Linked DNA regions of Homo sapiens: all the other regions are linked to region 1. A link is a contact called in ENCODE Hi-C or POLR2A ChIA-PET data. All regions are on one chromosome and are shown on one strand. The core of a region is the stretch at or near the end of the contact, and the rest is flanking DNA. Distances in the headings are between cores, read along the strand shown.

Region 1 (2,964 bases), core at 291-2,790:
ATTCCTGGGGAATGAAGAGCCCTAATGACTTTTTTTTCTTTTTAAAGGAAAAGGGTTACAAGAGGTTTCTACTGCTGGGCTAAGGCCCTGGTGGCTTCTGGTAGCTATAAAACCACGAACGTTAGGTAAGGATTAGAGAAGAAACCCAGAGTGGCTGTGAGTCAAGAAAAGACATCAGATAACAGCAATTATTTTACCATTATGTGACACGTAATACTAATGTTCCTACCTGAAGATAAAGAGCACAATTTTAAAATCTCCGCTCCTCCATTTCCAAAATCCAACAGCTGCTGGTCCCCCTACCACTTAAGCCATATTCTGCCCTCCAATTCGGCTGCGCAGCCTGCATTAGAGAAACACCAGGCAAGTGGGCGGGGGAGGGGGTAATGGGGAAAACGCCCGGATGCTGAAAGATACCTAATACTTTTCTGTTCCTACTCACTGCCTGCGGTAGTTTTAACTACTTAAGCCGGTGTCCAAAACGGAGAAAAAACGTCTCAGTCCTGCCTTATCGCGACCAGGTACCAGGTGATCAGAAATCAACACGAGGAGGCTGGCTGTCCCCACACAAGCCCCGGAGCCTAGAACGATGAGGCAAGAGGGCTGTTGGGCAGAGAACGTGACCTTGTTTTCCAGGCCAGGACTGTCTTGTGCTCCCCTAACCCCCTGTAATGCAAGAAAATTACTGAATAGCTTCTGAACCTTTTCGTCCCAAGACCAATGATATGAGAGCCAAAGTCAACTTCATTAAAGGAGAACCAGCCAAGGCAGAAATCGACTGGGTTTGCGCAAACCTCACCGCACAGCACAATGTCCCTGCGTTCTTAAAGGCAGCCAATCCATGGCCCCGATCTAACCAGTCTCGCCCACAGGGGCCCTATTTTGTGCACCGCAACCCACACACGGTCTCAGCTGCTGAGACCGTGTGTGGGTTGCTGAGTCACTGAAGACGGCGGCTCGGCCCCCAAAACGCCGTCAGCCCTGAAGTGGGGTTCGGGGCCCAGGCATACGGGGTTTTAAAAGCTCTACAGTCTGGACGTCCATTGGCTCTGGCACTGAAGGGCGTTCAGGATTAAGTAATTCTCGGAACCTCCCTTCTCCAGAGCCGCCTGGGCGCCCCAGGGAAGCCATCTCGACTACCCGCCCCCGCCCCCGCGGGCCCTTCCCCTCCCATCCCCTCCGCTCCTCTACACTCACGGGGACCCTGTCCGGATATTTCTTCCGGATCTTTTCTCCTTCCTTTTTCCGATACTCAAAGGGATGGTCCTCCTTGTACTGGAACTTCATGATGCACCGCAGGGCTTCCGAGATCCCCGCGCGGGGCCTGCCTCCTTCGCCGCTGACCCTGTCCCGCTCCCTCAGCCGACGTCAAGGTGTGCTCAGAATAGCTGCAGAAACGTCCGCTCCGGGGGCAACAGCGCTGGGCCGAGTGTGCAGGGGGGGTTCGGGGCGGGGATCTCGGGTGAGCCTGCCTGGAGGTAGAGGAGAGCCAGATGGAGAAATACCGGCGGCTTTTCGCTAGAGCTGGGAGCACAAAAACAGCTGGGTGGCGCGTCGGGCTGTGACGTCACCCCGCGAGCCCCGCCCCGCCCCCCATGCGCCAGGCGCCCAGGGCAGGGGGTGGCCGAGCGCTCTGTCTCACTGCGTTTCCTTTCTGGCTAACCTTTTTCACAATCGATGTCACTGCAAACATCAAAACATTCGAGTTATGTTTTATTTTGTGACTGTGAAATTAAAGATGGTTTTAAGACAAAAAAAAGATTTAAACATGTTTTATTCCCCCTCCACTGTTTTTCTTGGTTGGGCCCCAAAACAAATACAAAAGGCGAAAATCCAGCCTTTTCCTGCTGGTTGGGATCCAGCCTCAGGAGAAAAGAGGGCCAGGCCTCCTGGGATCCCTTTGGCCAATGCAGAGCTGTCCCGTGCTTGCACCGTGCCCTCTGCGCGTTCCGCTGCCCCTCCCGCGGCCCTCCTCCCGCGCTGGCGTCACAGTGTTTGGGCGGTGCCGCAGTTCGCTCCTGAACAGCAACATAAACAGAGCGTGACTCAGGAATCTGAAGAGAGGAGTCAGATGAAGGACACGGAGTGTAATCAAAGTCTAAAGGAGACATGATGTCAGTAAGGACTACCGAGGGCTTCACGTACAATCAAATATAGAAATGATTCACTTTCTAGCCGGGCGCGGTGGCTCACGCCTGTAATCCCAGGAGGCCGAGGCGGGCGGATCACCTGAGGTCAGGAGTTCGAGACCAGCCTGACCAACATGGAGAAACCCTGTCTCTACTAAAAATACAAAATTAGCTGGGCGTGGTGGCGCATGGCTGTAATCCCAGCTACTCTGGAGGCTGAGGCAGGAGAACCGCTCTAACCCGGGAGGCGGAGGTTGCGGCGAGCGGAGATCACGGCGTCGCACTCCAGCCTGGGCAACAAGAGCGAAACACCGTCTTACAGAAAAAGAAAGGAAGGGAGGGAGGGAGGGATTCACTTTCTGCCATAAACTCAGAAAGGGGGCTCGTCTTCTGGAAAAGAGAGTATCAAGCAATTTAGGTGATGACCTCAGTTGTTCCCCCACATCTTATTTAGTTCCAGTGGTTAGGTATCCCTCACGTGACTAGAAAGCGCTGCCTGGAATGCTAGTAGAAGATTGGGCATTAGGGCAGGTGAGGCGAAGCCTCGTTCTGGATTTCCCCACCTAGAGTCAAAGAAGAAAGACCTTCCAACCAGTACTGTAGGGCAGCGACAGGGAGGACTGTGGAGTTTGCAAAGAAAAAGAACAGTGAAAAGGGGCTGCGTTGCCCATACAAGTCGGGTGAGTTCTGATAAATATTAGATAACAGCAGCCCCGTGGCCTATCTTCTTCAGTCGGGGTCTCAGTGTCTCTAATTTTAAAAACACCCACAGGGGGCCAGGCGCGGTGGCTCACGTCTGTTCTCCCAGCACTTTGGGAGGCCCAGGCCGAGGATC
Region 2 (2,964 bases), core at 321-2,820, 1.8 Mb before region 1:
TAGTCCTTTTTTGCTCTGTGTGCATCAGCTTGGATAATTTTTATTATTCTGTCTTCATGTCTACTAATCTTTTCTTTTGCAGTGTCTAATCTTCTGTTAAGCCCATCTTGTGACTTATTTCAGTTATTTTAGATACATATATAAACATATTTTTTAGACAGAATCTTGCTCTGCTGCCCAGGCTGGAGTGCAGTGGTGCAATCTCGGCTCACTGCAACCTCTGCCTCCCGGATTCAAACGATTCTCCTGCCTCAGCCTCCCTAGTAGCTGGGATTACGGGCTTCCACCACCACGCCCAGTTCTTTTTTTTTTTTCTTGATTTTCAGTAGAGACACAGTTTCACCATGTTGGCCAGGCTGGTCTTGAACTCCTGGCCTCAATGATCTGCCCGGCTGGGCCTCCCAAAGTGTTGGGATTACAGGTGTGAGCCACCGTGCCCAGGCAGTTATTGTAGATTTTTGAGTCCCATGATTTTCATCTTGTTTCTTTTCATAATGTCTATTTTCCAATGAGTAACTGTTTTTCATTCCTTATGTCCACTTTTTCCCTTTAAATTCTTCAATATATTTAGTCATTTTAAAGTTTTTCTTTGCTAATTCCATCTGTATCACCTCTGGGATTCTTTCTATTGGCTGCTTTCTATACTACTTGTTTCCTCCTTGTTACACATTGAGTAATTTTTTATTACATGTCAAACATTATGGTTTTATTATCTTCCTGTAAGGATCATTGCATTTGTTTTGGCAGGTGGTTAATTTATTGGTGGATCCGCTTGGATCCATTATTGAGTGTTGTAATTTGGCTTTGTTTTGATGGGTCCAGTGCAGCCTCTCTCTAGTGCTGGGGTGGCCCAGCTCCACAGGTGTGGCCTTTCCCGGGCCTCTGTTGAAAGCCCAGGCTGTTCATCAAGCTCTTTCCACCATGGACACTGAGAACACAGTGTCTCTTCCCACCATGTGACCTCTGGAATCTCTGTTCAGTGCACAGCTCCTACTACCTATTCTCTCTCTCTCTCTCTTTTTTTTCTTTTTTTAAGAAACAGGGTCTCACTCTGTCACCCAGGCTGGAGTGCAGCAGCACAATCTTAGCTCACTGTAGCCTGAAGCTCCTGGGCTCAAGGGATCCTCCTGCCACAGCCTCCCAAGTAGCTGGAACTATAGGTGCATGCCACCACACCTAGCTAATTTTTAAAATTTTTTGTAGAGATGAGGTCTTGCTATATTGCCCAGGCTGGTTTTGAACTCCTGGGCTCAAGCGATCCTCTTGCCTCAGCCTCTCCTAAGATGCTGGGATTACAGGCATGAGCTACTGCACCTTGCCCCTGCTACCTATTCTCTACTAGGCTTTGTGAAAACATTACCCTGTACATGTGCAGTTTTGTTTTCAACTAGATTCAGGTGGTCTCCTCTGCAGATTTTTGGATTTCTGCTCTGTGCAGCTCCTGCCTCTCTCGTACCCTGTCCCACACACTCAATCCCTGCAGCAGCCCTAACCTTCGGTCTCTTTCCTCCATCCTCAGTTTGGGCTCCACTTCCGCGTGCTGTGGTTGGAAAGCCCCAGGCAGGAGGCCAGAGTAAATGTGGGTTTCACCTCTTGTGTTTCTTCTCTCAAGCATCACATCCCTGCACCATCTGTAGCGTTGCACCTGAAAACAGTTTCATATAATTCGTCCAGTTTTATTGTTGTTTATGGCAGGAGGGCACAACCAATACCCCTTACTGTGTCGTGGTGACAACCACAAGTTAGACCAGACATCATTAGTTTATTTTATAGTTAAGGGAACTGAGGCTCAGAGCACAGAAGCACTTTGCTCAAGATCATCTGGGAACCAGCTGAGTAAGGGCTAGGACTCAGGTTAGAGCCTATTAGAGCCCCATTAGGGGCTCTTGACGTTACTTCCACTTTTTGTTTCCCACTTTCCTTTCCTATCTTGTTCCCCTTCGAGGAGAATATACGGTCATCTTGTGTCCACCTTGGTGTCCCCATTTCTGTCATATTTCACATTGACTCTCATTTTCACGGCTTTGAACTTTGCTCTGTCTTATCTGGAAAATTCTATATTTTAGACCTCCTCCCCTTTTTGCTTCCATTTTTGTCAGAATATCTATGTTGCTTATCAATTATTGTATTTTCTCAGTATCAAGCACCGTGCTTGGCACGTAGACATCTCTTGATAAATGTTTGTCGATGGGACCAAGGAAGAAATGAGTATCATTTTATCCTTTTTTTTTTTTTTTTTGAGACAGAGTCTCACTTCTTTCACCCAGGCTGGAGTGCAGTGGTGCGATCTCAGCTCACTGCAACCTCTGCCTCCCAGGTTCAAGTGATTCTCGTGCCTCAGCCTCAGTAGCTGGTATTATACAGGTGTGTGCCACGATACCTGGCTAATTTTGTGTATCTTTAGCAGAGACAGGGTTTTGCTATTTTGGCCAGGCTGGTCTCAAACTTCTGGCCACAAGTGATTCACTCGCCTTGGCCTCCCAAAGTGTTGGGATTACAGGCGTGAGCCACTGCGCCTGGCCTTATTCATCTTTTGACCCTTTTCCGCCATGTGTCATTGAAAACAGGTGCGCTGTGAGGTCCAGGTGAGGAGCAAAAGTCTGCAGGCGTTGGCAGGGAGAGCCCCTGGCATGGTGTGCCCTTCACACACAGCCAGAACATGCTTGTCTCTTGATACGGGCTGTTGGCTGAGAATTCATGCATTTCTTTGTTATTCTTGTCATACTGGAATTAACCTACAGCCTTTTTTTCGCTTTCTATATCTTTCCTTCTCCTGGCAACAGTTTCATAAAGATCCCTTTCATTATCCATTTCAATCATGCCACTAAGATCTATCCACTTCTTTCTTTTAATTTTATCATCACTCTTTCCTCCCTACATTTCTAGCACACACTAGAATCTCGTATGCAATTTATTTCTGCTGTATCTTTCTCTTTTCCCCATTTCCATCTCTGGATGCTTTTC
Region 3 (2,964 bases), core at 287-2,786, 1.6 Mb before region 1:
CCTACCCTTTCTCAGGAAGCTATTGGAAATTGTCCTCCATTAAGGCCAGAATTCAGGAAAGGGACTCACACCCGAAGGAGAGAAAAAGTGAACAAAGGTCATAGCTGGGCACCAAGCTGAAGCCCAGACCGAAGCAGGTAGAAGCTCTTGCTTCAAGGCTCATCACACCTATGGCATCTGAACTACTGAGAGGAGAGTGAGGCAGGGCGGATGAATTAGTGAAGGAGATAAAAAACCAAGTAAGAAGGACATTAAAACAAGAAATACGATCGTGGCTCACCCCTGTAATCCCAGCACTTTGGGAGGCTGAGGCGGGCGAATCGTGAGGTCAGGAGTTTGAGACTAGCCTGGCCAACATGGTGAAAACCCGTCTCTACTAAAAATACAAGAAATTAGCTGGGCATGGTGGCTGGCGCCTGTAATCCCAGCTACTCGGGAGGCTGAGGCAGGACAATCGCTTGAACCTGAGAGGCAGAGGTTGCAGTGAGCAGAGATCACACAACTGCACTCCAGTCCGGGCGACAATGTGAGCCTCTGTCTCAAAACAGCAACAACAACAACAAAAACAATAAATATACTATAAAAGCATCATTATCAACTCCAGGGAAAAAGAAAAGTGACTGGAAAAGAAGAACCATAAAAGAGTAGGTGACTCAGCTTCAAATGGCACTTATATAATCTTAATATGTAAACACTAAATTGTTCTGTCCAAAATTATGATTACGAGGATGCATCTATGGGAGGGGTTGGGGTAGGGGGAAGAAAGGACAAACTGTCATTTCCTACAGTGAAATAATGCTAGATAATATTTAGAAATGAAAAAAAAAAAAAAAAACCAATACAAGCACGTGATTTAAGAATTGGAGGAGGTGAATGACAAAAGAATCAGTTAAAAGATTTGAATGTGGTTGCCCTGGTGAGCAGGAAATCAAAAAGAAATCAAGAGTGAAGGGAGGGGAGTGGGGACATTGAAGGTGTTTGTAACAAGCCTTATACAACTGTTGGGTACTTTAAACTCCACACATCATAGTATCAGTAATTATAAGAACCAAATACAGTTATCAGAAGAGAAATGATGGCTCAGAGGAAAAGGGACTAAGAACTGAGTGCGCCAGATGCTAGGTTTCCTTTCTATTCAATTATACACATCCTCAAGAGCTCCATGACATTGCTATACTTCCTAGACCACTTTTTAACAGGTGGTGGTTCGTTTTTTTTAAAGGCAGAATTGCTGCGTTTGGTTACACACTGTGGAGGGGGAAAAAGGCCCAATTTGTGGGTGAAATATTAGTATAATTACCAGCCACATAAAAGTCTTATTAGTTCGAGATCTAAAAAAATATTTTGGAATGGTTTAGACCAATACTATGCAGTGTGACTATAGCCCTGTGCTAAACACATATTGCTGGAGTCCCTAATCCTATGGAAATGATGTCAAATGAACTGCCTGGGGACTAAGAAACAATTTATTCTTAGGCTTAATCTTTTAATGGGTATTTGTTAAAGAGATTCTTGCTTTGTTGGAGGGAAAGGCATGATGGATGAGGGCTGGACTCCTTGTAAATGTTTTCTTATTGTGCTTTACTCCCGTAATTAATGTACTTTTTTCCAGTAATACCAGGGCACTGGTGTGAAAGAAATCTGTTCAAGAATGAAAACAGATTGCTTACTGGGTCTTCTATAGGGAGGTTTCTCCTCTTTCCTTTTCTTCCTTGTATTCTTTTTAATATATTTTTGATTGGATTTGATACTGGGTGATACAACTTGGGCTTAGGGCTTTAGAAAACTGCTAATATTCTACACAATATTTTTGGCTTTGACCCAAAGCAGCAATGTCATAGACTCCATGTAAAAAAATCACTATGATCCCTTTGGCCATTTTTGGTAAAGGAAAGTATGCTGGCCTACTCCTAACTTGGCTACCTACTTGCTGTGTGATCTTGAACAAATGGCCTAACCTCTCTGACCCACCTTACTCACCTGCAAAACAAGGAGTGAGTCTCAGCCTTTTCACACCCAGAAATCTCTTACTCTAGAGCAGTACTCCCAATAGAAATGTTACCCATATAATGGAATTTAAAATATTTTAGTCCCCACAGTAAAGAGAAGTAAAAACACACAATCGACATCACTTTTAATAAAATATTTTATATAACCCAATGTATTGAAAATATCATTTAAACAGATAATCAATATAAATTAATGAAATATTCACTTTTTTATACTAAGTTTTTGAAATCTGATGTGTGGTTTACACTCACAGCGTAACTCAGTAAGGATCAGTCACATTCAAGTGCTTGAAAGCCGTATGTGGTGAGTGGCCATTATGTATTAGACAACAAAGCTATGACATTTTGAAAGATTCTGCTTACTCAAGAGCAGTTACTAGGAATAACTGATCCATTTTCACATTTATAACTCCAGCCATAAGCAGAGCAACCTCATGCTTCCACAGCTTGCTTAACCTTACAATATTGTCTCCAAATATAGAATTACCACGAGACATTTGAAATACTAAACTTGGCTCATGGGCCCCATTACTCTTTCAGACTCTTTGGGGTTTAGGGGGCATAATTGGACTAGATAACACCTTAGGGTCTTTTTCAGCTCTATCATTTAGTCATTTCAGCGTTTGATCACTGGCAACAGTATCAATTATGCAGGCACTTATCAGAGAAGAAAAAAAGCCAAGGATTTAAATAGGGAGTGGGTCATCTGCCCAGGGAGAGTACTAGAAGGGATTGGCATCTGCTCTCTTGATATGAGCCATTTCCCTCTAAGGTCATACTGCTCCTGACAGCTCTCATTAACCCTGAAAGCTGCAAAAGCAGCAAAAGGCATGGATGTATGCAAAGAATTAATGTATTTTAATGCTGGAAGAGTCTTTAGAAATCACCTGGCCCAATACTCTCCATGGCATCCTTCTCCAAGTGACTCGTTCAACATCACACATCTGTTTTGGGG
Region 4 (2,964 bases), core at 179-2,678, 1.5 Mb after region 1:
AAATCATTTTTTAAAATAGAAGAAATGACCTTTAAGGTACCCAATATTGTGAAAGTAACAAAAATGAGATTTAAAAACATTTCAATTTAAATGGTTATAGTTAATAATTAAGAACACCCATAAATATAATGAACATACCAAGCCCACAAAAAAAAATCTGCATAGTAGGCTGCCCATATACTTTCTATACCTATTTAGAGTTGAACCTAACTCCACAAAGATGTGGTAACAATATATATAACTAATGGGAAAATGACAGCATACTGAAAGAATTTACATAGCAGTTGCATTGAGCATGGTTAGTGCAATAACCCCTCACAGAACAGAATTACCACCCCATCGCTATTCGCCAATACAAATGGGATAAAACAGTGAAATAACAAATGTGTGATCAGAGATAAGGACATATTAATAAGGGGAGATTGAAATTATTACCACTCTGGTTTGGGTTTTTTTTGGGGGGGGGTGAGGGGCAAGTAGTGTAATATTTACATCATGCTCAAATTTTTAAAGAATCAAAACTGGACAAGCAATTATTTGGTCATCCCCTTCTCATTCAGAGACTGTCAAAGGAAAAGATGGAATGACTGTCACACTCTCTAAAATTTACACGTAAGGAGGAAAACGTGGAATCGAATACAGTAGCTGCGGGACCGCACCACGTGATCCTCCTCCCGCGGTCGCTCCATAGAATTTGTGGGAAGGGGGGGGAGGGGGAGTGTCGCCGCAATCCCGAGGACAGGTCAGCAGCCCGCGGGTCCGACTCCAGCCGGCGTTCCCGGGGTTACCACACCCCCTCGCCGGCGGGGAAACCATACTCCTTACACGCCCGAAGTCGCCGCCCCCTCGACACGGCTCGCCCGGTCGCACGCACACGCCACGGGCCGGCGCCTCCCGGCACACGCGCGAAGGCCGGGCCCCGCCTCGCTCCCCACCGACTCCGCGGAGCGGCGACCACCGGCCTCAACTAGCCCCGGACCCCGGGCGCGCTCGGGCCGGTCCCCTCCCCGGCCCAGCCCCCGCTAATCGGGGGATCCATTCCGCTGAACTCGCCCACTCGGGAGGGCGCGCCTTCGCCTCACTGCTCTACACCCGAGGGCAACAGCGGTCGTACCGCTCACCTGGGTCGGGGGGCTCCTCCCTCGCTCTCGGCCGACTGAGCCGGGCTGGGGCCTTCGAGGAAGCGCGGGCCGCCGGGCGGCTGGAAGTGGGGGAAGGAGAGGAGGGGGAGGGGGTCGGGATACCGGGAGCCGCCTCCTTTCTCCTCCGCCGACTGCGGCTCCCGCAGGCTGGCCGGGCGTCCTCGCACACTCGCCCAGTTTCTCACAGCCTCGCGTCCCGTCAGCTTCTCCCTCACCCCACTCCCACACACTCTCACTCCCACACACTCACACCCGGCCGCTCCTCGTTCCCTCACTCGCCTGCCGCGCGCGCGCGCGACCCCGCTCACACACAGCGCGCGCGACGCCGGCGGAGACCGCCCCGCTCCCTCAGACCGAACGCCGCCCGCCCGCTTGCTGAGGAGCGGCGCGCGCCCCGGCCCCGCCCTCCTGGCGCCGCGGCGCGGCGGGCGGGGGGCGGCGGCCGGAGGAGCTGGGGGCCGGGCCAGCGCGCCGAGCACTGCCGAGCGGATCTGACACCTGCGTCGAGAGCCGCCCTCCCAGCTCCTCGCCCGCACCCGAGCCATCGCTGGCCTCGGGGGAAGAGAGGCGATGGATCGCGCGCGGGGAGCGAAAAGGGAGCGCGAGGGCGCTCCGAGGACGCGCCTCCCCACCCGCCCCCAAACCGTCTTCACTGAGAAAGGGAAACGGATGGGGGGGGTGGGGGGCGAGGTTTGCTCCCAACTCGAAACCGCGAGATTAGTCCCTTCCGTTGTACGCCCTCCCCGCCCTCACATTCCCTGCTTAGGCCCCATCAATCTGCGCCTGGAACCCCGACACGAGCCCCCTACCCCCTCGGGCGCAGGGTCCTGCCGGCATCCCGACGCCTCCCGCCCAGCCCTTCCGCCGGCCGCCGCCCGGAGTCTCCGCTTACGGTGGTTCCTCCCTCCGGTAGGCAAAGATATGGAGACAAAGATCATTCATACCTAGAAGGTCTTTATCCGGGACTGGAGTAAAGACAGTACCTCTGTATATTGAGAGGCAAATTTAAAACCACATGATAAATTTCCTGGCTGAAGCGGGTTTGGAGATACAGGCGGGGTGGATAGCGCCAGCTCTGCCCCCTAGAAACCGGCGTAAACCTTGGACAAGTTAGTTGCTACGCTTCCTCTGAGCCTTTGTTGTGAAAAGATAAAAGAGTACAGTCCGGAGTCGTTGTGAGAATGAAATGAGATATTTTAAGAGCATTTTGTAAATTCTAAAACTATGTATAAAAAATAAAAGTATAGCCCAAAGGAGGCTAAGAATATGAATGTTCAACTACGCTATTACATTTTCTTAAGGAGAAAAAAAAAGGGCTACAGACGACCTCCCAGGTTTACATGGAAGATTCACTTCCAAATAACTTCAGTCACCAGAGACACCAGGTGTGAGGTACGGTAATGTGCTCACCAGTTTGCCTTCTTGCTGGTCTCAGCCCTGTCTCAGTGACCTCAGCCAACAACTTTTCACTGCTCCTCTCCCAGTCAATTGACAATATAATTTCATTTTCTGCTTTTAAAAAATTTTTTGACTAATTTCCTTCAGCGTCTCGAGAGTCCTTTAAAAGATGTAGCATAACCCAGGGTGGTAACTTCTGGATCCAGACTGCCCGGATTGGATTTATGGTTCCACTCCCTATGTGAACCTCTGCAGTAACTTAACCTCTCTGTATCTTTATCTGCTGAGCTGTAAAAGTGAGGATAAAAATAGTCACCTACTTCATGGAGTTGTCATAAGGAGTAAATGAGTTAATAAGTATATAATATTTAACAGCTGACACAGATCAAGTGCTGTTCAAAGTGTTTAGTGCTATTATAATGTT
Region 5 (2,964 bases), core at 338-2,837, 1.3 Mb before region 1:
AGCCTGGGCGACAGAGCAAGACTCTGTCTGAAACAAAACAAAACAAAACACAACAAAAACTTATTGAACTGAAACATATATGTATGTGTCTGTGTGTATTTCTTTTTCTTTTCTTTTTGCCTTGGAAGAATGTGGAGAAACATCTGAAAAAGGAGCTGTTTTAAGATACCCAGTTTGTGATCATTTATTATGGCAGCCAAAGCAAATAAATACAGCATCAAGCTTATCAGAATCCACTTGCATCATGCTTGCTAATATCCCCATTGTCAAAGCTAGTCACAAGGCTAAGCCTGCTGTCACCATGAGAGGGGACTATACAAGGGCGTGCATTCTGAGAGGTGTGGTTCATTGGAGAAATCAAAGTAACAGTGTGCAGTGAGATTTATTAGATCATTTCATGTATCATAATAAAAGACATTGAATTTCTGATGAAGGATTTCGAATGTGGTAAAATAATTCAGTGGGAACCCAACGCAGTACCTTGAAAGAGAGTTACCTTGGGTCAAGTACAATAATTGGCACTCAGACCTGACACTTCCTTTTCAATAGACTAAATTCACCATGCAGCAATTATTGGAGCTAACAAAGTGTAATCTGTATTGGAAGAGAGTTATTGAAACCAGTATTTAAAAACATTATAGCAGAACTCTTCAAATAAATTCTTATATTAACACAGAAACAAGTATGGCAGAATACTCACGGTTATTTTATTTAAAGTTGGGTTTTTCGAGTACCCTCTATTTTCATGTATTTTGGGAAATTTTAGTAATGAAAGCAAATAGTGAAACAGAATTAAATATCCATTTTATAAAATACGACAAACAAGAGGAGAGCGGCTCTGAATTCCACCCCTGTGGAATTCAGGACTGCCATAGAGCGTATTTTCAAAACTGTTGATTTTGACAAGGCTGACTAGGAGATGCCCTAGAAGCCCCAGGTATGTGTTTCAGTATGATTCTGGCAACGCTGACTTAAAGCACTAAGTAGAATCAGTAGCCTACAGTGGATACTGCCCCATAAGGAGTGACGGGGGAAACGTTGCTGATTAAATAAATGGTCTTTTGAATTGGGCTGATGGTAGATGCTATAACTGAAGTTGCAAACCACACTGGGTTCGTTTGCTAGGGCTGCTGTAATAAATGACCACAAGCTGGGTATCTTAAAACAGCAGAAAGTTACTCTCTCACAGTTCCGGAGGCCAGAGGTCTGAGATCCGGGTGCTGGTGTGTCCGGAATCGGTGGGTTCTTGGTCTCACCGACTTCAAGAATGAAGCCGCGGACCCTCGCGTGAGTGTTACAGTTCTTAAAGGCGGCGTGTCCGGAGTTTGTTCCTTCTGATGTTCAGATGTGTTTGGAGTTTCTTCCTTCTGGTGGGTTCGTGGTCTCGCTGGCTTCAGGAGTGAAGCTGCAGACCTTCGCGGTGAGTGTTACAGCTCATAAAGGCAGTGTGAACCCAAAGAGTGAGCAGTAGCAAGAGTTATTGCAAAGAGCGAAAGGACAAAGCCTCCACAGTGTGGAAGGGGACCCGAGCGCGTTGCCACTGCTGGCTCGGGCAGCCTGCTTATATTCTCTTATCTGGCCCAACCCACATCCTGCTGATTGGTAGAGCCAATGGTCTGTTTTGACAGGGCGCTGATTGGTGCGTTTACAATCCCTGAGCTAGACACAAAGGTTCTCCACGTCCCCACCAAACTAGCTAGATACCGAGTGTCCACACAAAGGTTCTCCAAGTCCCCACCAGAGTAGCAAGATACAGAGTGTCCATTGGTGCATTCACAAACCCTGAGCTAGACACAGGGTGCTGATTGGTGTGTTTACAAACCTTGAGCTAGATACAGAGTGCCCATTGGTGTATTTACAATCCCTGAGCTACACATAAAGGTTCTCCACGTCCCCACCAGACTCAGGAGCCCAGCTGGCTTCACCCAGTGGATCCCCCACCGGGGCTGCAGGTGGAGCTGCCTGCCAGTGCGGTGCCGTGTGCCTGCACTCCTCAGCCCTTGGGTGGTCGATGGGACTGGGCTCCGCGGAGCAGGGGGTGGCGCTTGTCGGGGAGACTCCGGCTGCACAGGAGCCCACGGAGGTGGGGGAGGCTCAGGCATGGCGGGCTGCAGGTCCCGAGCCCTGCCCCGCGGGAAGGCAGCTAAAGCCTGGCGAGAAATTGAGCACAGCAGCTGCTGGCCCAGGTGATAAGCCCTTCACTGCTCGGGCTGGTGGGGCCGGCCTGCCGCTCCGAGTGCTGGGTCCGCCGAGCCCACGCCCACCCGGAACTCGCGCTGGCCCGGAAGCACCGCGCGCAGCCCCTGTTCCCGCCCGCGCCTCTCCCTCCACACCTCCCTGCAAGCTGAGGGAGCCGGCTCCGGCCTTGGCCAGCCCAGCAAGGGGCTCCCACAGTGCAGCGGTGGGCTAAAGGGCTCCTCAAGTGCCGCCAAAGTGGGAGCCCAGGCAGAGGAGGCGCCGAGAGCGAGCAGGGCTGTGAGGACTGCCAGCACGCTGTCACCTCTCACTGGCAGGGTTAGGTTTTTCTGGGGGCTGTGAGAGAGAAACCAGTCTGTGCGTCTCTTTGGCATTCCTGGGCATCCCTCCAGGCTCCGCCTGTGCTGTCACACTGAGTTCCCCCTGTGTGTCTGCTTTCTCCTCTTATAAGTGATATAGGAGTTAAGAAGAAATTATTTAGGCAGATAGTGAGGGTAAGGAAGTCCTCAGTAAGGTTTTCCTTTTAATGAAAAGCAGCCCTCAAATCGTTTTCTTTTCTTACAATGAGCAGCCTGTAAAATCAAGCTGCAGACATAGACAAGCAAGCTAGAAGCTTGCACGGGTGAATGCCAGCAGCTGTGCCAATAGGAAAAGGCCACCTGGGACTAGGCATGTCCAACTTCGTATACTTGGTCATCATTTCCTACATTCTCACACAGAAGAGAGCACTCAAAAAATAGTTTTGAGAATCATTTGCTAATGATTTAA
Region 6 (2,964 bases), core at 271-2,770, 1.3 Mb after region 1:
TAAGGATTAGAGGCAGCACGGCACAGTTTTATAGATTACTGGATTTAGTTCACTGGACTCAGAGACACGAGACCCCTTTGCTAGGTATAGAGAACATAATTCCTACATTCACATGTGAAAATACAAACCGTATGACCCCTCGTCTTCCCAAACCTGAATTCTGATTAATAATTTTTTTTGGATTGTGAACTAGAAATAAAAATGTAAAGGGACCAACTTAAAAGTCTCAATAAAATCAAGGGAAACTGCCACCAAAACCAGGATTCCTGGATCCCGGGCACATAAATGTATTCATTTGTGATCAACATTATGACTACAAGATTAAATATAAAAAATGGAGACAACAAACAGTTTGGGCAGCACCAGGTATCAAAATTTTCCAAATTAAACTGGAAGACAGTGAGAAGCTGATCCACAGATGCCCCCAGAGTAGCTAAGCCATGGTCATCTTAAAAGGTAGCATGTGGGCATACATGGGGTTGGGTAGGCGCACAGACCTACCGAAGGGAGTTAGAATGGGACATTGAGGTGGACTTAGCATTGGGCCGAGAGTTGGAGAAAGTCAATATCCCTAAGCACGAAACTCTTATCATGCAGAAAGGATGGGACATAGGAAGGGGGACGGGAGAAGGGGGTGGTTCAGGGAAGACTGTGCCAAAGACACGGTAATAATCAAGAGAACAGGGAGTAGACGCCCAAGGGTCCTCGTTCTATATAGAACCTTGATGAAAATGATGTTTCAAAGAGAAATCAAATACACTGGGGGAAGGGGGTGGATCCAGTGGTGCGCCGGGAATGAACTGACCCAAGTGAGCTGGGACATGTGCATACAGAGAGCAGAGGCAGAAGTCAAGGAACTGGAGGCTGAGGAACCCAGCGGACCACGAAAGCAGGGAGATAACTAGACAGCATGCTCGGCTGGAAGGACCAAAGTCAGAGAAGGAAAAATGAATAAGAAAATGAGCAGTCAGAGGCAGCTAGGGTGACGGACAGACAGCATGAAGCGCAGCAGAATGAATAGCCAGAAGACTCGGACAGGCAGAGCCGAAGGACCGCAGAGCTCAGCGCCGGAGGTAGGCAGGGAAAGCAACTGGGGGAGGTACCTGGGGCGTTACACAGATGGAGGTGGCTGAGGATACATCCCCGCGCAGCCAAGCCCCCAGAGGTCCTGCCCCTCCCCGGCCCTCGGTCGCCCGGTTACCTTCTCGCCTGGCTGTGCACCCAAGTCTTCCCCGGGGGCGTCCACCTCATGTGCCGGGGTCCCCAGTCGCCAGGCTGGGCTGGGGGCTCGCTCGGCCTCCGCGGCGGGCTCCCCTCGCCTCCTCCCCTTCCTGGAGGGGCGGGGGCGCCGAGGGCGGGGTGGGAGGCGCCCGGCGCGACCGCGGCTCCCCGCCCCTCCCGCCGCTCCGGGTGCGGGCCCGGCCGCGGCTCAGCCAGGCCTCCGGGGCTCGCTCCGGGCCTGTCACTTCCTGCCCGGCCGAGAAGGTGGGGGCCGCAGGCCAGGGGCTGCGGGCCGGGCTGGAGGAGGGGGCTGCGGGGAGGTGCTTCCGGGGCAGCCGGACCCCCCCCCCGCCGTCCCTCCGCCTCCCCTCGGCGCCCTCCGCCCCCTCCCTCCCGCGCGTCCCTCGTTTCCTGCCGGCGCCCGTTGCCATGGCGACGCAGCTCCCGGGCCTCTGCGCTCCAGGCCCAGGGGTTTTTTCCTCTCTTGCTCTCTTTCTCCTCTTTTTTACCCCCTTCTTTCTCTCCGAGTTCTGCTCGCCGGTTGGAAGGACGAAACTAAGAAAGTGCTGGCCTCTAGTGGGGAACGCACCTCTCGGAGAGGAGAGGGAGATGGGAGAAGGGAGGGAAGTGACGTGAGACGGGGAGAAAGAAGGTATTTTCTGGAGCTGCTGGGAATAAGGGGTAGAAAGAAAGGATCAAAGGGACCAACAGACAGAGAGGGAGAAAGAGCAAAGCAACGACCCCTAGAGAAACGATAGACTGGGAAAAGAAATGAAGCAAAGGAAAGGAAGGAAAAGGCGAGAAAAACTTTGAGAATGAGAGAAAGGAGAGAGAAGGTTGATTGTTTAATCCCTCACCTCAACTCCAAGAAGGCGGGAAAGAATGCTGCAGAAACAGCTAACCCATTAGGAGTTGACTTCATTTTCAAAGCAGCAACCTAATGTAACTTCCTTTGGATAGCATTTAAGTTTGTCATTTCAGGGATTTGTGTGTGCTTCGATTTCAATATGTATATGAGTTCGAATGACAAAAACGGGAAAAGGCCAGAGTATAACGAGATGTAGAACAATGGGGCTGTCTCTGGGAACACTAAACATTTGATAGGGGAGCCGTTGTCGTTGTATTTATGATATCAACTTACCGGTTTTTAATTACTCTCTCATCGTTCAACATTCAATAAATATTTATAGAGCGTCTACTATGTGCTAAACCGTGGAAGCTTGGATTGCATCAGTGCACGAAACAAAGATAACTGCCTTACTGCCTTCATTAACCTTTACAGAAGGGTCTGGGGGATGCCTCGTGGATTAACAACTGGGATTGATGCCTTTTCTCTTGCTCTCAGTCTTTTCCTAACCTCTATCCTAAACAGTTATTTTCTCTGTCAATCCACTCTTCCTTTTCTCCTTTAAAAGCCCATGCATGGTTTGTTTATAGAGAAAAAAACAGAAGTGTTATCTTTGCTTATAAATTATATCCATTTAGATTTTGCTTTGAGAGAGGAGTATTTGGACTCCAAGGTCTTTCATTTGTGGCAGCCAGATTAAAATCGGAGAACAATTTCTGCCAGGCTTCTAGGAACTAGTCAGACAGGTATGTGAGGGAAGAAACCGGAGGGCAGCCAAAGGACTGGAAAAGCGAAGACACGGGGTATGAGGAGGTGAAAGGGTGTGTTACCAGGCCGTGGATGACAGGCACTGGCTGAGGATGATTTGAAAAGATTCTGACTGGTAGAACTAGTGG
Region 7 (2,964 bases), core at 330-2,829, 1.1 Mb after region 1:
TTATTCCTCACATTGATATATTCACTGAGCACTATAATTACCTCTTAAATATGATATAAATCTGCAAGCTCTTTTCAATACCACCACAAATTCCATAGTTCAAAATGCCATCAGCTTTCACCTATATTATTACACCAGCTCCCATCTGGTCTTCCTGCATCCTGGATCACCTCTTTCTAGCTGCCCTTTCAAATTTCAATAAGAGCAAGCTTTCCAGGAAACAAACCTGAAGTCAATCCACTGAGTACTCCTCTGAATACCTTAATATTGTTGACAAATTCCTTTCTGATTTGAAGTATCAGAAAGGAATATTTCCTCCATACCAAATAGTTTTCATTTCATGCATGTGCCGTGATTCTTCTCCCTCCTTTGCATCTGTCATTCGTTATGCTTAGAAAGCTCTTTTCATCTCTTTGTTCTTCGAGACAACCACTACTCATACTTCAGAGCTTAATTTACATTTTGCTTTCCCTCAAAATTTTTTTAAAAGGTTCCAGGTCTGGGTTATGTGCTCTCTTATGTGCTCCCAGAGCATCCTGAACTTCTGCAATAATATGTTTGGCTACTGTATTTTATACAGTAGTTTTATATTGTATTTTATACTGTATTTTATACAGTAGGTGTTATATTGTATTTTATACAGTAGTTGTTTTTCTGTCTGTTTTTGCCCCAACAAGAATGTAAAATCTTTAAGTGCCTGTTTTCATACTTATTTGACCACCCTATCTCTAGAATCTTGCATGATGTCTAGCCCTAGTAGGATCAAAAAATACTTACAAAGCAACTGAATAGCTACATGAATAGATGGATGAATAAATGCATGGGTGGATGGATGGATTAATGAAATCATTTATATGACTTAAAGTTTGCAGAGGAGTATCATATTTGGAAGGCAGTAAGGAAGTCTGTGTAGTCGATGGTAAAGGCAATTGGGAAGTTTGTTAGGCACAATAGGTCAAAATTTGTTTTTGAAGTCCTGTTACTTCACGTTTCTTTGTTTCACTTTCTTAAAACAGGAAACTCTTTTCTATGATCATTCTTCCAGGGCCTGGCTCTTCATCTGCAACCCAGTAATATCCCTAATGTCAAAAAGCTACTGGTTTAATTCGTGCCATTTTCAAAGAGGACTACTGAATTCTGATGTGGCTTCAAACATTTAGGTTAGGCATATCTAATGGAGAACTTGCAGCCACACTGACTTGTAGTGAAATATCTATTTTGAGCCTGCCCAGTGTTGCTTAAATTGTAGTTTTCCTTGCCAGCTATTCATACAAGAGATGTGAGAAGCACCATAAAAGGCGTTGTGAGGAGTTGTGGGGGAGTGAGGGAGAGAAGAGGTTGAAAAGCTTATTAGCTGCTGTACGGTAAAAGTGAGCTCTTACGGGAATGGGAATGTAGTTTTAGCCCTCCAGGGATTCTATTTAGCCCGCCAGGAATTAACCTTGACTATAAATAGGCCATCAATGACCTTTCCAGAGAATGTTCAGAGACCTCAACTTTGTTTAGAGATCTTGTGTGGGTGGAACTTCCTGTTTGCACACAGAGCAGCATAAAGCCCAGTTGCTTTGGGAAGTGTTTGGGACCAGATGGATTGTAGGGAGTAGGGTACAATACAGTCTGTTCTCCTCCAGCTCCTTCTTTCTGCAACATGGGGAAGAACAAACTCCTTCATCCAAGTCTGGTTCTTCTCCTCTTGGTCCTCCTGCCCACAGACGCCTCAGTCTCTGGAAAACCGTGAGTTCCACACAGAGAGCGTGAAGCATGAACCTAGAGTCCTTCATTTATTGCAGATTTTTCTTTATATCATTCCTTTTTCTTTCCTATGATACTGTCATCTTCTTATCTCTAAGATTCCTTCCAGATTTTACAAATCTAGTTTACTCATTACTTGCTTACTTTTAATCATTCTTCCCCAACTCTCTGAAGCTCTAATATGCAAAGCCTTCCTAAGGGGTGTCAGAAATTTTTAGCTTTTTAAAAGAATAAATTTTAGATATTCACATTCATATTGATCTACTTGAGACCATGCTATTTATCTTTTCTTATTTCCTCTTTCTCAAGGGTCCATTTTCTATTTTATAAAAATAAAGACAATTCTCTCCCACAACCAAACATGGAACAATGCCCTGGAGTATAAAAATCTATAGAGTGCCAAATAAAGGAACAATTTGAAATACTGGTGTTGATATTGAAAAAGCAAGGGACTCTAATGTCAGAAGAGAAATCCTTTTGCAGATGAGGTGGTGATGAATTCTTTGTTTCAACACAACTGAAGGAGGAACTGAAGGAAATACCAGCTGATGAGTGATGAGAAGGGATTCTTGATAATAGAGTACTAGGTGATTTTTGGCATGTAATGCAGAAGTTGCAAGAAGTGGTAACAATGATGCAATTGTTTTACCTGCCATTTATTTACTTTTATGTGAGCCATTCTTCTTAGCACTTATAGCTACACAAAACAAAAATAGTAACAGAATTAATGTTGTTTAATTCTTGCAATCCATGGATGCATAAATTCACTGGGGGAAAAAACAGCTCATCATTCTCATTAAAGATGTGCTTCAAAAGTATTTTAATTTTATATCTAATATGTATGAATCATACTTTGTATTTATTTTGTTTTGATCAGTTATATACAAGTATTTTTGAACATAGCTCAGTCAGAAGGAAATGTTTAATATTTATAAATTTATGGTTACATTCTATTTAAAAGAGGAGTTAAAGTTAAATTTACCTACCCACATATGTTACATATATATGTATTTATGTATATGTATTCATATATGTATATATGTGAACATAAGTATACATACGTATATGTATAGATGCTTGACAATAAAGAAGTAAGAATAATTCACAACATTTTTTGAAATATAAAAATTTAGGATAAATTTCTGTATGGTAATTGGCATGGAAATTCAAATTCAAAAAGGAAAAAAGAAGAGAAAGATATTAAATATCAGA

The links. A loop is a pair of places that touch in the nucleus more often than their neighbours do. ChIA-PET counts read pairs that join two places held with the same protein, here RNA polymerase II (POLR2A). Pooled maps may share reads with other maps.
Region 2: a loop to region 1 is called in a map of OCI-LY7, with 13 times the contacts of the local background. The contact joins the enhancer-like site here to the promoter of GABARAPL1 in region 1. A Hi-C loop is called at or near these places in 1 of 168 maps with a recorded cell type or tissue (OCI-LY7) and 5 of 50 pooled maps. POLR2A ChIA-PET finds 5 or more read pairs at or near these places in 1 of 52 experiments (MCF 10A).
Region 3: a loop to region 1 is called in a map of gastrocnemius medialis, with 9 times the contacts of the local background. The contact joins the enhancer-like site here to the promoter of GABARAPL1 in region 1. A Hi-C loop is called at or near these places in 1 of 168 maps with a recorded cell type or tissue (gastrocnemius medialis) and 3 of 50 pooled maps. POLR2A ChIA-PET finds 5 or more read pairs at or near these places in 1 of 52 experiments (activated T-cell).
Region 4: a map of tibial artery shows a loop between it and region 1 (9-fold over the local background). The contact joins the promoter of RIMKLB here to the promoter of GABARAPL1 in region 1. A Hi-C loop is called at or near these places in 4 of 168 maps with a recorded cell type or tissue (ascending aorta, naive thymus-derived CD4-positive, alpha-beta T cell, ovary and 1 more) and 15 of 50 pooled maps.
Region 5: a loop to region 1 is called in a map of naive thymus-derived CD4-positive, alpha-beta T cell, with 18 times the contacts of the local background. The contact joins the promoter of LINC01252 here to the promoter of GABARAPL1 in region 1. A Hi-C loop is called at or near these places in 1 of 168 maps with a recorded cell type or tissue (naive thymus-derived CD4-positive, alpha-beta T cell) and 6 of 50 pooled maps. POLR2A ChIA-PET finds 5 or more read pairs at or near these places in 1 of 52 experiments (T-cell).
Region 6: a map of sigmoid colon shows a loop between it and region 1 (5-fold over the local background). The contact joins the promoter of PHC1 here to the promoter of GABARAPL1 in region 1. A Hi-C loop is called at or near these places in 2 of 168 maps with a recorded cell type or tissue (aorta and sigmoid colon) and 11 of 50 pooled maps. POLR2A ChIA-PET finds 5 or more read pairs at or near these places in 1 of 52 experiments (T-cell).
Region 7: a map of ascending aorta shows a loop between it and region 1 (4-fold over the local background). The contact joins the promoter of A2M here to the promoter of GABARAPL1 in region 1. A Hi-C loop is called at or near these places in 2 of 168 maps with a recorded cell type or tissue (ascending aorta and transverse colon) and 9 of 50 pooled maps.

Annotation. Positions count from the first base shown.
Region 1 is chr12:10,211,453-10,214,416 of GRCh38, reverse strand. It overlaps GABARAPL1 (GABA type A receptor associated protein like 1), which reads right to left and starts at 1,540. Exons shown (of 4, transcript NM_031412.4): 1 at 1,198-1,540. The coding sequence starts at 1,287. GABARAPL1-AS1 (GABARAPL1 antisense RNA 1) reads left to right here. Exons shown (of 3, transcript NR_170310.1): 2 at 48-363; 3 at 455-768. RefSeq lists a silencer at 1,408-1,667 and an enhancer at 1,761-2,303.
Region 2 is chr12:12,023,902-12,026,865 of GRCh38, reverse strand. No RefSeq gene overlaps it. Among named protein-coding and RNA genes, the nearest start is that of BCL2L14, 46 kb to the left of the region's middle. RefSeq lists an enhancer at 2,754-2,803. Within about 2 kb of position 1,570, at least 7 of the 41 ENCODE cell types and tissues checked have a DNase peak (open chromatin) inside an H3K27ac peak, as active enhancers do; they include OCI-LY7, where a contact is called at or near this core.
Region 3 is chr12:11,786,628-11,789,591 of GRCh38, reverse strand. The region is part of intron 2 of ETV6 (ETS variant transcription factor 6); the gene reads right to left. Among named protein-coding and RNA genes, the nearest start is that of ETV6, 140 kb to the right of the region's middle. Within about 2 kb of position 1,536, at least 3 of the 41 ENCODE cell types and tissues checked have a DNase peak (open chromatin) inside an H3K27ac peak, as active enhancers do; they include gastrocnemius medialis, where a contact is called at or near this core.
Region 4 is chr12:8,696,455-8,699,418 of GRCh38, reverse strand. RIMKLB (ribosomal modification protein rimK like family member B) reads right to left here and starts at 1,428. Exons shown (of 6, transcript NM_001297776.2): 1 at 1,122-1,428. RefSeq lists silencers at 824-993, 1,524-1,623 and an enhancer at 633-1,599.
Region 5 is chr12:11,546,653-11,549,616 of GRCh38, reverse strand. It overlaps LINC01252 (long intergenic non-protein coding RNA 1252), which reads right to left and starts at 1,587. Exons shown (of 8, transcript NR_033890.1): 1 at 1,257-1,587; 2 at 1-27. The region is part of intron 2 of LOC124902877 (a long non-coding RNA gene); the gene reads left to right.
Region 6 is chr12:8,913,065-8,916,028 of GRCh38, reverse strand. PHC1 (polyhomeotic homolog 1) reads right to left here and starts at 1,520. Exons shown (of 15, transcript NM_004426.3): 1 at 1,202-1,520. RefSeq lists silencers at 1,069-1,358, 1,429-1,478, 1,529-1,638.
Region 7 is chr12:9,114,534-9,117,497 of GRCh38, reverse strand. A2M (alpha-2-macroglobulin) reads left to right here and starts at 1,579. Exons shown (of 36, transcript NM_000014.6): 1 at 1,579-1,734. The coding sequence starts at 1,649. It also overlaps a transcript of KLRG1 not described here.